2 separate regions of the Homo sapiens genome follow, and region 1 is linked to region 2. A link is a contact called in ENCODE Hi-C or POLR2A ChIA-PET data. All regions are on one chromosome and are shown on one strand. The core of a region is the stretch at or near the end of the contact, and the rest is flanking DNA. Distances in the headings are between cores, read along the strand shown. Region 1 holds the start of MED12L (mediator complex subunit 12L). Region 2 holds the start of PLS1 (plastin 1).

The links. Hi-C counts contacts between places; a loop is a spot of excess contacts on that map. ChIA-PET counts read pairs that join two places held with the same protein, here RNA polymerase II (POLR2A). Pooled maps may share reads with other maps.
Region 1: a map of OCI-LY7 shows a loop between it and region 2 (10-fold over the local background). The contact joins the promoter of MED12L here to the promoter of PLS1 in region 2. A Hi-C loop is called at or near these places in 2 of 168 maps with a recorded cell type or tissue (OCI-LY7 and ascending aorta) and 8 of 50 pooled maps. POLR2A ChIA-PET finds 5 or more read pairs at or near these places in 1 of 52 experiments (OCI-LY7).

The regions. Positions count from the first base shown.
Region 1 is chr3:151,081,757-151,087,985 of GRCh38, forward strand. It overlaps MED12L (mediator complex subunit 12L), which reads left to right and starts at 3,908. Exons shown (of 45, transcript NM_001393769.1): 1 at 3,908-4,180; 2 at 5,042-5,269. The coding sequence starts at 5,171. RefSeq lists silencers at 3,560-3,929, 4,366-4,660.
Region 2 is chr3:142,593,903-142,599,554 of GRCh38, forward strand. PLS1 (plastin 1) reads left to right here and starts at 2,491. Exons shown (of 16, transcript NM_001145319.2): 1 at 2,491-2,607. PLS1-AS1 (PLS1 antisense RNA 1) reads right to left here. Exons shown (of 4, transcript XR_001740938.2): 4 at 2,007-3,395. RefSeq lists an enhancer at 2,547-2,786.

The sequences.
Region 1 (6,229 bases), core at 2,658-5,157, 8.5 Mb after region 2:
GAGCCACCATGCCCAGCCAGGACCACAGTTTCTGATGGGTAAACATCCTGCCTCTGCTCCTAGCCATTCTTCACTCTCATTTAAAAAATCTGCTCTGCTGCCAGGTGCGGTGGCTCATGCCTGTAATCCCAGCACTTTGGGAGGCCAAGATGGGTGGATCGCTTGAGGCCAGGAGTTTGAGACTAGCCTGGCCAACATGGCAAAACTCCATCTCTACTAAAAATACAAAAATTAGCCAGGTGTGGGGGCATGCACCTGTGATCCCAGCTACTCAGGAGGCTGAGGCAGGAGAATCGCCTGAATCCGGGAGGTGGAGATTGCAGTGAGCAGAGATGGCGCCACTGCACTCCAGCCTGGGTGACAGAGCAAAACTCTGTCTCAAACAAAACAAAACAAACAAACAAAACAAAACAAAAAACAACTTCTCTGCAAATGATTGTGTCTCTGCCTTTCACCAAAGAAATTTTATTCCTCACTTCAAACTTTTTGAGAGGGTCACTGACCTGAGCATTTGACATTCATCCTCTGCAGTTTGGATGAACCTGAGGAACTGGTCTCCGATTTAGACTATTGAACTTTCAAGGTGGAGAATTGTGGCTTGCAGAGTGTGTTCATGGTGGGCAAGGACAGAAGGCTGGTTAGAAAATGCCTGCACTAGCGTATGTACAGGCAAAGGACATTTGTGTATTTCTGGCAGACCAAATGTAGGGAGAGAAAGCCAGCCATGAGCTATATTGAAGGGATTTGCCCAAAAGCACAAATGGATACCAACTGTGAGGGACTCCTTGCAGAATGCTGAAAATCAGGGCTTTCAGAGGGAACATAAGCAGTTAGGGAATCTTTGAGAAACCCTTGAATGTGACCCAAGAAAAAGGGTCAACTTTTAAATACCTGGTAACCCTCAAAAGCAGCAGTGAAGACTCAGCTTTATACTTGGAGGATATAGCACCATATGCTTAAAATGGTTTGTAATTCATTCACCTTTCTCCAGCCACATTTCAACCCCATTTCCCTGGATAGCTATACAAAACTTCCTTAGGAACCTGAACTCATCCCTTCTTGCTAGGCTGAGGTTCAAGGCTGGGACCTATTTGGGGAGCCTCTGGTCTTCTCTAATTTCTGTTCCATGCAAATTTTTCCTGGTCCCAGGGAATCATTAGCTAGGTAAAGATAAAATACCCCTTAGGAACAGTATCAGCTAGAACCCACATTATTCAACGAGAATGTTTGCCTGCTATATTAACCAGCACCACGTGGGAAATTCAAGCACTGTATAGAACACAGTGGGTTACAGGTTAAGCCCATCATGATGAGCTGATCTTAGTCTGCTTAAAGACCTGGAATGGAAGAAGGGGACCAGGAGGAAAAGGTGAGAATGAGGCAACAAGACTATTCTGTGTGACACATTCAAATGCATGCCAATAAATAAGTGTTAAGATAATAAAAATTAAGTGCTAAGGGCACTAAAAAGCCAAAAGATCACCTTTTGCCAGGGGAATTTGAAGGGGCTTTGTACAGGAATCCGTACTCTGAGGACTGTAGAGGTGAGTATTTGAAGATGAAGAGCCTGGGAATTCCATATTAGGAAAGGAAGCTAACTAGGGCAAGAGGTTAAGGAGAAAAAGCTGAATTGCTAGGTAGGGGGTAGATTACAAAGATTTCCCAGGGTAAGGAGCCAAATGCCCATGGGAAATCCATGCAGTAAAATAATGATTCCTAGGGGAAGCTTCTAAGCATATTAAAGTTTTCAATATTTATTTATTTTGTGTTGAGAGGGTCAAGGAATTCATGCCAGACTGTTTCAGGAGAGGGAGTTAAGAAGGGACAACAACAGGGAGAGGGCTATTATTTTCCCTTCTTCCCAAACACCAGGGGCACACTACTGACACATTTTGATTTTAAGATAAAATTCTTATGGGCAGATAAGATTTTAAGTGCTTCAAAGTGTTTCAGTTGGAGGCGCTTGCTTAGGCATCCCAAGGGAAGAACTGAGATTACATTTCTCCCCCAAACTAGGGGTGTTTGATTCAGTAGCAGCGCAGGCTGTTATTCCCAAAGTACCACTAATGATGCAATCATCAGTCCATCCACACATCGCCTACCTATCATCCATTCCATAAGCCAACATTTTTGAATGCTCACCATGTGTCAGGTCCCATACAGTGTTTCTGAGTTGCAACAATGAGTAAAACTGTCCTTACTAGTGTATGTCAGTGAGTTGGGAATGGGGGAGAAAGATGAAACAAAAATAGTAACTTTAATTTTTATAGCTGAGAGATGAATATTTGAGGGCTCCTTATATGATTTCTTCAGCTTTTTGTATGTTTAATAATTTCCCTAATAAAGTTAGATAATAAAAAAAACCCTTTCGGCCGGGCGCGGTGGCTCACGCCTGTAATCCCAGCACTTTGGGAGGCCGAGGTGGGCGGATTGCGAGGTCAGGAGATCGAGACCATCCTAGCTAACACTGTGAAACCCCGTCTCTACTAAAAAAAAGAAATACAAAAAAAATTAGCCGGGCGTGGTGGCGGGCGCCTGTAGCCCCAGCTACGCGGGAGGCTGAGGCAGGAGAATGGCGTGAACCCAGGAGGCGGAGCTTGCAGTGAGCCGAGATCTCGCCACTGCACTCCAGCCTGGGCGACAGAGCGAGGCTCTGTCTCAAAAAACAACCAACCAACCAAACAAAGAAAACAACAACAACAAAAAACTGTCCTTTCTTTCAAACAAGGGAGCTACATTTGATAGATGCCTGTATCACAAGGGCAAGTCCAGCCATGAAATTAATCCCAGGATATTAGTGGAAGAGAAGACCCTGGGGCAAGATGGGGAAGGTGGTCAGGAAATGCCCTCCAGTGAAGTTAGGTAAATGCTCTCTAGAAGTAATTGTTCAGATTAAGGAAGCCAAAAGCTAAACACCTGACTCAGCCTCAAACTGGGTTTGGAGGTGCTCACAGGTCAGGATCAGGAGTGAGGAACTAGCCTCTACCACATTACCTTCACTTTATTTATCTCCTTCTTCCCCCTTTGCTTAAATGTCAACGAACATCAAAGTTGATGTTCAGATTCAACCAGCATTTCCAGAGCACCTACTATGTATCAAAGGCTTCCGGTTAGAATCTGCCTTTACCACCTTACAGAGAGGGAAGGCCGAGAATGCCTCAAGCCGTGGAGAACGTGAGTCCATCAGGCAAGGACAGGTTAGGAACCCAGTCCCTCCAAGTCCAAGTCAGGGAAAACAGGTCAGAAACTTAGAATCAGTCGTGGGTTCAAATTCCGACTCGTTTCGTGGCTTTCGGCAAGTGAGTGGTCCTCTCTGAGCTGGCTCAATTTCTCCATCCATAAAAAGGGTACAGTAAGACCGTGGAAGGTTGTAAGGACCAGAGATTCTGACTATCAAGATCCTGGCACGTAGCGAAGGCTCCATAAATGGCAGCCATCATTCTTGGCCAAGTGCGGGCGCATTCTCCCGGGCACGCCTCCCGCGGGGTCCCTCAGGACAGGCCGAGCCCGCCTCCGCGGCTCCGGTCTCGCAGAGCTCGCGCCAGGTGGCCCAGCATCTTGGTGCCCGCGCCCCGAAGCGAGGAGCGAGGGCGGGTTGGATGACCAAGGTCTGCCCTGGAGGATCACCCCCCCCGCCCCTTCCACGCTCCCGGCGCAGGTGAGGTTTTCGGCCCAGGCCACGGGGACCGCGACCTCTGGGGAGGTCGAGGCGGAGGGTGCAGCGGGGGGCTTGGAGCAGGGCTCCAGAGGGCGCTCCCTCCCTCGCCCAGGTTCACCCCAGGGCCAGCCTCGGCGCCGGGGCCCGCGGGCTGCGCGCTCTGCGGCTGCGAAAACCCGGAGAGGCGGATTGGAGCGCGCTCACCGCGCTCTCAGCCAACTCCTCCGCGGTCCGGCCGCCGAGCTGGGCATGCTCAGTGCGGACGCCGCGCCGCCGTCCGCCAACTCGGAAGCTCGCGCTCCCGGGCCGTGGGGGCGAGAACGCCGGCGGCGAGCCGGCGTCGCTCGCCGCCCCCAGACAGTGGCAAACTTCGCGGCGTTCCCGGAGCTCGTCCGGGCGAGGCAGATACCGCACAAATAAAATCAAATCCAAGTCCCCCATCCCAACCCGAATGATGGAGGCTGCGGCGGCCGGAGTGACCCCGCCGCCGCCAGCCCCAGCCCGCTAGCCGCGGACCAACAGGTAAAGTGTTGGGGGTTGGGGGCGGAAGGGAAGAGGAGCTGGGGCCGTGGGGAGGCGGCGGGCTGGAGGAGCCCGAGACGCCTGCGGGCTGGCTGCCCCCGTCGGCGCTCACAGCCATCGCTCCTCACCCCCTTCCCCAGCCCCTGGAGGGACTGTAAAGGGTTAAGTCGGCCCCACGCCACCGTGAGCACGGCCCCCTCCAGCCGCCGCGACCGCCAGCAGCGCGCCTCGGCGCCTGCCCGGAGCCGCCGAGGGGACCGTAGCTGCGGATGCGCCACTGGAACCTGGCGGGCGTCTAGGAGGCACCGGCCGCTTCCCACCGGCCGCATCCCTGCGTCTCGCGCCCCCTCCAGACCTGCCTCTGCCTGCACTGGCCCGGTCCGTGTCCAGGTGGCGGGGTCTGCGGGGCGCGTGGCGGCGGGGGAAGGGTCCCTGCCGGGGAAGAGAGGCGGGGGCGGTCCGCTCCACAGCTTCTTCCCGGGAGGGGAGGGCCACCCTCGCCTTGGGCGAGCACTTCAGCCACCAGCCTAGGCGCCAAGAAAAGTTTTTTTTTTTTTTTTTCCAGTGCCCCACCCCCACCCCCATCCTGCGCCCAGCTGGGGTGGGTTTGGGTCCATTGGTGAAAAAAGTCACACGTTCCCATCAGCTGCTCCTCCCCCTGGAGACAAGGTAGGGGGGAGCAGAGGAGGCAGGCGCCGCGGAGGACCCTGGCCGACCTCTAGTCCCTCCGCCGCCGCCACCGGAGCGGTGCGTCCCGGGGCTCGAGCGCAGCCGAGTACCCGCCGAAGGCTGTCCCCATCAGTGCGTGTCTGCTGCCGGGCAGCGGCAGCATCCAACCTGCTTTATTCCTCCTGCCTGCAGCGCCACAGCGAGCGAGCGAGCGAGGAGGGGGAGAGAGGGAGTCTGTCTGCAAAGTGCTGCTCCCTGGTGCTCAGAGGCGGCTGCTCCAGCTCCAACTCTCATTCATTTCGCCGGTTAACATGAGAGATCATGGCCGCCTTCGGGCTTCTCAGCTATGAGCAGAGACCGCTGAAGCGCCCCCGGCTCGGGCCGCCCGACGTCTACCCACAGGACCCCAAGCAGAAGGAGGTAAGGGCGCCGGCGGCCTCCCCGGCAACCGGGGCCGCGCTCTGCAGCACTGACCCGGGGCCAAGTTGGCCCAGCGGGCATCGCCGGCGCTGCGGTGGAAGAGGTCGGGGAGGGGGATTAGAGGCGGGGGCCAGGCTGGGGGTGCTGGGCGACCCCCCGGCGGCGGAGACCGAGCGGCTGTCAGTCCCCGCGCTCCACTGGGGCGCTCGCTTTCCATGTGCCGGTCGCTTTCCCGTTGCCGGGCCTTGCACGGCGCCGCCGGGCGCTTCTCGGGCTTCTTCCCTGCCGAAACCTTGCTCGCTCTCACCCGTTTCTGCCTGCTTTATTTTTCTTCTTGCCGCTTCGGTAAATCGTCGTAAACTTTTTGAAAAATGTTGGAATGCAGTGCATCCTACACTGAGGTCTTGCGTTTTGCTTTTGCTGGCCAGGGACGAAGGTGAGGGGGAAGCTTTTCAAATTTTCCAGTTTGGAATGGAAGTCGTTTTTATCGAAGTGATAAATATTTAGCTCTCTGAATATACCTCTGTAACCCTTCTGCCCTTTAAAAATTAAAATTAAGGAGAAACACTGATTTTCGTCTCTAGAGGCAATGGGCTTAATTGCTAGAGGCTGTTTTGTATACGTAAAAGCAGGCGAGTTACCTTGGGAGGGAATAGTTCCCAGGATTGCTTATTTCTTTGAATGAGATTAATTGGAGACACCTTGACTCTTGCACCAGCTACATTAGCTTCAATGGCTAGGGTAACCATGGCATTTTGTAGCTGTGTATCTGTTTGTCAGGAGTTAACAAGTAATTATGTAACAAGTCTCTAGTTATAATGATCACCTTTGGCTACACCATTTGCCCAGGGACTTGCCTTTTTTTTGTTTTTTTTTTGATCACCTGCTACCCAGCAGTGCTTTCTGAGTTTGCCAGCTGCAGTCCACCCATCTTCTGTTCAGCTAAACACGAACTGACCA
Region 2 (5,652 bases), core at 1,241-3,740:
CAAAATTATCAGTGAAACCCTTTTATCAAATAAGATTTCACAAGATACTACAATATGTAAGCAGTCTGGGTTAGGGTCCTTGATCCAGAGCCCTGCGTATTTTTCTCTCCATGAAACCCAGAGCTCCTGGAAACACAGTTTGAATACCTTATTTGTCATTGCTAGTGATACAATCAGTTAAGCAGGTAACAATTTTCTTTATATAATTATTACACGCTGGTTGTGCATTTCTTTTTTTTTTTTTTCTGAGACAGAGTCTCGCTCTGTCGCCCAGGTTAGAGTGTAGTGGCTTGATCTTGGCTCACTGCAACCTCTGCCTCCTGGGTTCAAGAGATTCTCCTGCCTCAACCACCTGAGTAGCTGGGATTACAGGCGCTTGCCACCACGACCGGCTAATTTTTGTATTTTTAGAAGAGACGGGGTTTCATCATGTTGCTCAGGCTGGTCTTGAACTCCTGACCTTAGGTGATCTGCCCACTTTGGCCTGCCAACGTGCTGGGATTACAGGCGTGAGCTACTGCACTGGGCCCTGGTTGTGCATTTCTAATGATATACTCTAGTTATTATTTTACACTTGGAAACAATTTTGGGAAACGGTTTTATCAATGGTATATTTACAAATCATATCTTAGGGTTGGCTGCTTTTACAGAGGGTTGTTACAGACATTTTATATGCATTATTTTTAGCTTCATTTACAGAGGATGACTTTTTATTTTACCTTTCCCAAATCAGGTTATACCATATTTAGAATCTACGTTTCCTCATGAACCTGCCCTGGTCAATATTACCACGAAAAAAAAACAGATCATAAGAGTATTTCATGAAAAAGTGTTCTCTTATCAAACTTATTGGTGAATAATTTACACACATTTTTCATGTTTAAAGTGTACAACTTAGCGATGACAGTTGTATACACCTGTGAACTTGTCACTACCATCAAAACAGAGAAAATTTCCATCGTCCCCCTCCAAAAATATTTTTTCTGCTCATTTGCAGTTTATCCTTCCCTCCACTCCTGGCTCCAGGCAATTACTAATCTGGGTTTTGTCATTATAGGTTAGTTTGTACTTCATATAAGTGGGATTATACAATATGTTTTGTCTCTAGCTTCTTCAACTCAGCATACCGATTTTGAGAGTTATCCATATTGAGTCCTGTGTGAGAGTATTTCTTCTTTTTTATTGTTGAGTAGTATTGCATTGTATAAATATACCACAATTTGTTTTTTCATTTACATGTTGTTGGACAGTTGGGTTCCTTCTGGTTTGGGGCTTTTGTGAAAAACAGCTGCTATGAGCATTCCTGTTCAAGTTTTTGTGTAAGCATATGTTTTAATTTCTCTTGGATAACATCTAGGAATGAAATGGCTGGGTCATATGTTAGATGTATGTTTACCTTTTAAGGAAATATTTTGCTTTATTTTGTGAGAACTTACTTAACTCCCCTTGCATATCTAGATAAATAAGTATCAGATAAGGATACTAAATTTACCAGATTCTCTAGGTGGCAGGTGGGAAAAATCAGATAAGAATACTAAATTCACCTGATTCTCTAGGTGGCAGGTGGGAAAAATTCCTTATCTTCCCTCTCCATGGCCCACCTACTTTCATAGTTCATTGCTCGTCCAATTTGTTTGAGTTCTTAAAATAATTTCAACTTCCCCCCTTTATTTTTTCTATTGTTACCATCTCAGGGTTGGTTGGGTGCCTATTCTGTATTGGATATTGTGTTAGGCGCAGAAGGGGCACGTGGGACTTTGAGTTAAAGGGGCAGCAAAACCTTGTTCTGTTCTCTGGACTGAGTTGGACAGACCACAACTACGGATTATGCTTCAGGCAAAGTATGTGAGAACTCTTGAGGCAGCATTCCATTTACCTGACTCACATGCGAGAGAAAATATCCCACTTTTGTTTGAGTGTGGGCTTTAGTTATATATTTATTTTAATCAGGTGTGGCTGTTAAAGGAAAAGGAAGCAATCCGTGAAACAAACGGAAAAAAAAAGAGTAGGGGAGAGAAACAAGTCTTCCTTTAATAACGTATACCTTTCCTTTTGACCAGCAGGTCCCAAAGTGTGGTACCCAGACTAGTAGCACCAGTTTTCGCTGAGAACATGTTAGAAATGGGAACTGTCGCGCTACGCTCCAGACCTAACTGAATCGGAAACTCAGTTTCCGGGTTTGGGATCTGTGATTTAAAAAGCTCTCCAGGTGATTCTGATCCACGCTCAAGTTTGAGAACTGCTGTGCTAAACTCATTCCCAGGGTGTAGGTGGTCATCTTTAGACTTGGGTAACTGTGGGCGGTAGAGATAACGTTGCCGCAGCGCCCGTCCACCTCTCCCCATCCACGCTCCCAGCGCCTGCAACTCCTCTTTCACCCTTAGCCTAAACCCAGGTTCTGGGCTTCCCTTTCCCTCCCCTGGGAGCCGCAGGCAAAACGCGGCAAGTGGATTCAGAGTTTGCGGGCCCGGGTGCCGGCCGAGCATGCGCAGTGGCGCGAGCGCAGCGGCTACGCGGGCGCGGAGAGGTAGCCGCAGAGTGGACCTGCAGGTACTTGGATCTCCAGTGGGAGCTGCCCTCTCGAAGGCAGGACAGCGGTGGCGGCAGGTACGCGGGGGTGGGGATAGGGCCCAAAAGGAAGGCTGGACAGACAGATGGAAAGCGAAGCGTTACTCCTTTGGGGGCGCGCGGCGGCTCGGGGGCAGTATCTCCGGGTCCCCTCGCTCGCGTCTCGTCTCCTGGCTGTGCAGTGTGGCGCCCGCCGTCCTCTGGGCACGCTTCTGCCCAGTCCCGGCAGGCAGTGCCCGCAGGTGTTAAATCGCGTATTTACACTGCTTAAACAATAAGCCTGTTAACTGAATTGTGATTCTATGCAATGAAATAAGGTATTTCATTAAGTTTTCTTCTTTCAACTTTGGGTGGCTGCCGGTGAGGCTTTCTGAACCAGCCTGTTTTGTTTTAATTCTGGGACTGGTTTATTTGCCTTTGGCCTTTTGGTGCATAGGATCAATAGGGCTGTAGTGAAATCCCATCCGTGCTGTTTTTGGTACCTTTCCTGGAGCATAGGGACCTCTGGATGCGGCATAAAAATGTCAGTTTTCAGCGAATTTCACTGCCAAAAAACTTTCCGTGTTTCAGCTGCATTTTCAAGTGGAGACTTAAAAAAATTTAAGATTTCTCCCTAACTTTTCAATTATTACTGTATTTCGGTCTTCATTTGGTACTATTAAAAGGAAGCGGTCGTTTAGATGAGTAACAGAATTCTCACTTTTCCTCCTTTACTTACTTACTATGTCACATTTTATGGCTTATACCGTGATATCTTTCCCTCCAGCCACGGTGTTGGATACACTTGTATGAGGCTTCAGCTGTGCTGCATAAATTTCTTGAAGAACCTGTGAGCCAGAAGCAAAATTTCAGGACAGGGGGCACACACTGAACTTGAAGCAAGTACTTTTACACCCCCCACCACCTTTGTAATCAGCTTTCCTTTAAGTTGAATTATGTAATGAAATTCTATAGTAAAGTGTTAATGTGTAATGTGGAGGCATATATATATATAGAGAGAGAGGTAGTAAGTTTAGGAAGAGGAAATTTTAAGTTCAGGAAGAGAAACCTATATGGAAAGGGAATACAGGTATCCTGCCCCCCTTCATTCCTCCCATGATAAATGTTTTAATGGCAGAAATAATATACAGCTGGTCTAGTTTTGGCTGTAGAGACCTTTGAGGTCAGCCAGTTCAGCTGCTTCAGTTTACAAATGAGAAAACTGAGACCAGCGAGGTTAGATGACTTGCTGTGGCCACCCAAGCCCCTCATTGGCAAAGCTAGGCCTGGGATCCAGGTTTTCTCATTTTCTGGGGTCTTTTTACCACTCCCTGCAGATACTCTTCTTTACCTCCATTATTAAACTTCCTTTTTCTCTTCTACTTATACCATGAAGTCTGGCTTAAGCAGAAAATTAGTTGTTTCTCTTACTAAGCTTCCTAGTACCTCATAAATTCCTTTCAAAAAGTGCCCTTTCACTGAAGCCCCACCTAACAATTTGCTGGTCCTGAAAACGCCCTCCTTCCTTCCCTCAGTCACCTGGGCCCTTTGCCCAAAATGCCTGTTTGCCTCCCTCTTTCCGTATTGAAGTCCTGCTCATGCTGCAAGGTGTAGCTCAGGTGTGACCTCTTTTTGGAAGCCTTCCTTGATTGCCTTAGCATGAAGTAGCTCTCCCTCTTCTGAACCCTATAGCACTTACTACTGTTGTTTGTGCTGTTAGTATCCCCATTGTATATAGTATCCTGAGTATTTTAGCACCTCCCAACTTCCCGACCAGGAAGTTGGCAGGTTGTGTAAGCTCTTGGAGGTTAAAGCCTATGACTTAAACATCCCACCCAGCACTAAGCACAAAGTATATTCTTAGCCCCTGTTTGTGGGAGGGAGTGGGGGAAGGAAGTGCAGTATGTATAGTTTTGTAAAGAGATTTCATGTGTGTTCTATAATATGGGGAAGGCCATGTTAGAGCTGTATCAAGACAGCAGCCAAGTCCATTTCTGATTCCTCATATTTTGATAACAGATCACAGATTAGTTAGGGGGATTACAGGAGACAGGCGTAAAAACACGGGTCAGTTGGTCCAGGCCCTGGATTAAGCCTGTGACTCAAAGTGGAGAAAAGAGGGCACAGAATTAAGAAATGTAAAGGAAGAAGCATGTGGTGAAAGACTAAATGCAGAGAAGGAAAGACATGTTGAAAATGAATTTCAGGGTTGGGGTGTTAGTAATGGGTTTATAATGTTCTTTTTATCTTAAAAGTACCTCCAATTGGCTGGGTGTGGTGGCTCACGCCTGTAATCCCAGCACTTTGGGAGGCCGAGGTGGGTGGATCACAAGGTCAGGAGATTGAGACCATCCTGGCTAACACGGTGAAACCCCATCTCTACTAAAAATACAAAAAATTAGCTGGGGGGGCATGGTGGTGGGCGCCTGTAGTCCCAGCTACTTGGGAGGCTGAGGCAGGAGAATCGCATGAACCCGGGAGGCGGAGCTTGCAGTGAGCCAAGATTGTGCCACTGCACTCCAGCATGGGCGACAGTGCAAGACTGCATCTGAAAAAAAAAAAAAGTACCTCGAATTGTGACATTGTCTCTGTTTCTTAGTTAGTGATGTAATTGTCTTATTTCCCGTTCTAGATGATAAGCTCTCTGAAGGATGACCTTTAACCCTTCACAATACCTGGCACATTGCTTTGCAGTATCAGACACTCAATAGTTATTACATGAATGAATGAATAAATAAATAAATAAATAAATAAATAAATAAATAAAAAGTGCATTTTGCCATGGGGAGGGTGGGCATTTAGGATCTTAGAGCTATATGGTAGCGCTTTATCCAGACTATCCCCTAATTGTATAGAGGAGGGACTCAGATATTCTTTTTTTTTTTTTTTTTTTTTTTTGAGATGGAGTCTCGCTCTGTCGCCCAGGCTGGAGTGCAGTGGCGCAATCTCGGCTCACTGCAAGCTCCGCTTCCCAGGTTCACGCCATTCTCCTGCCTCAGCCTCCCGAGTAGCTGGGACTACAGGCGCCCGCCACCGCGCCCGGCTAATTTTTTGTATTTTTAGTAGAGACGGGGTTTCACCTTGTTAGCCAGGATGGTCTCGATC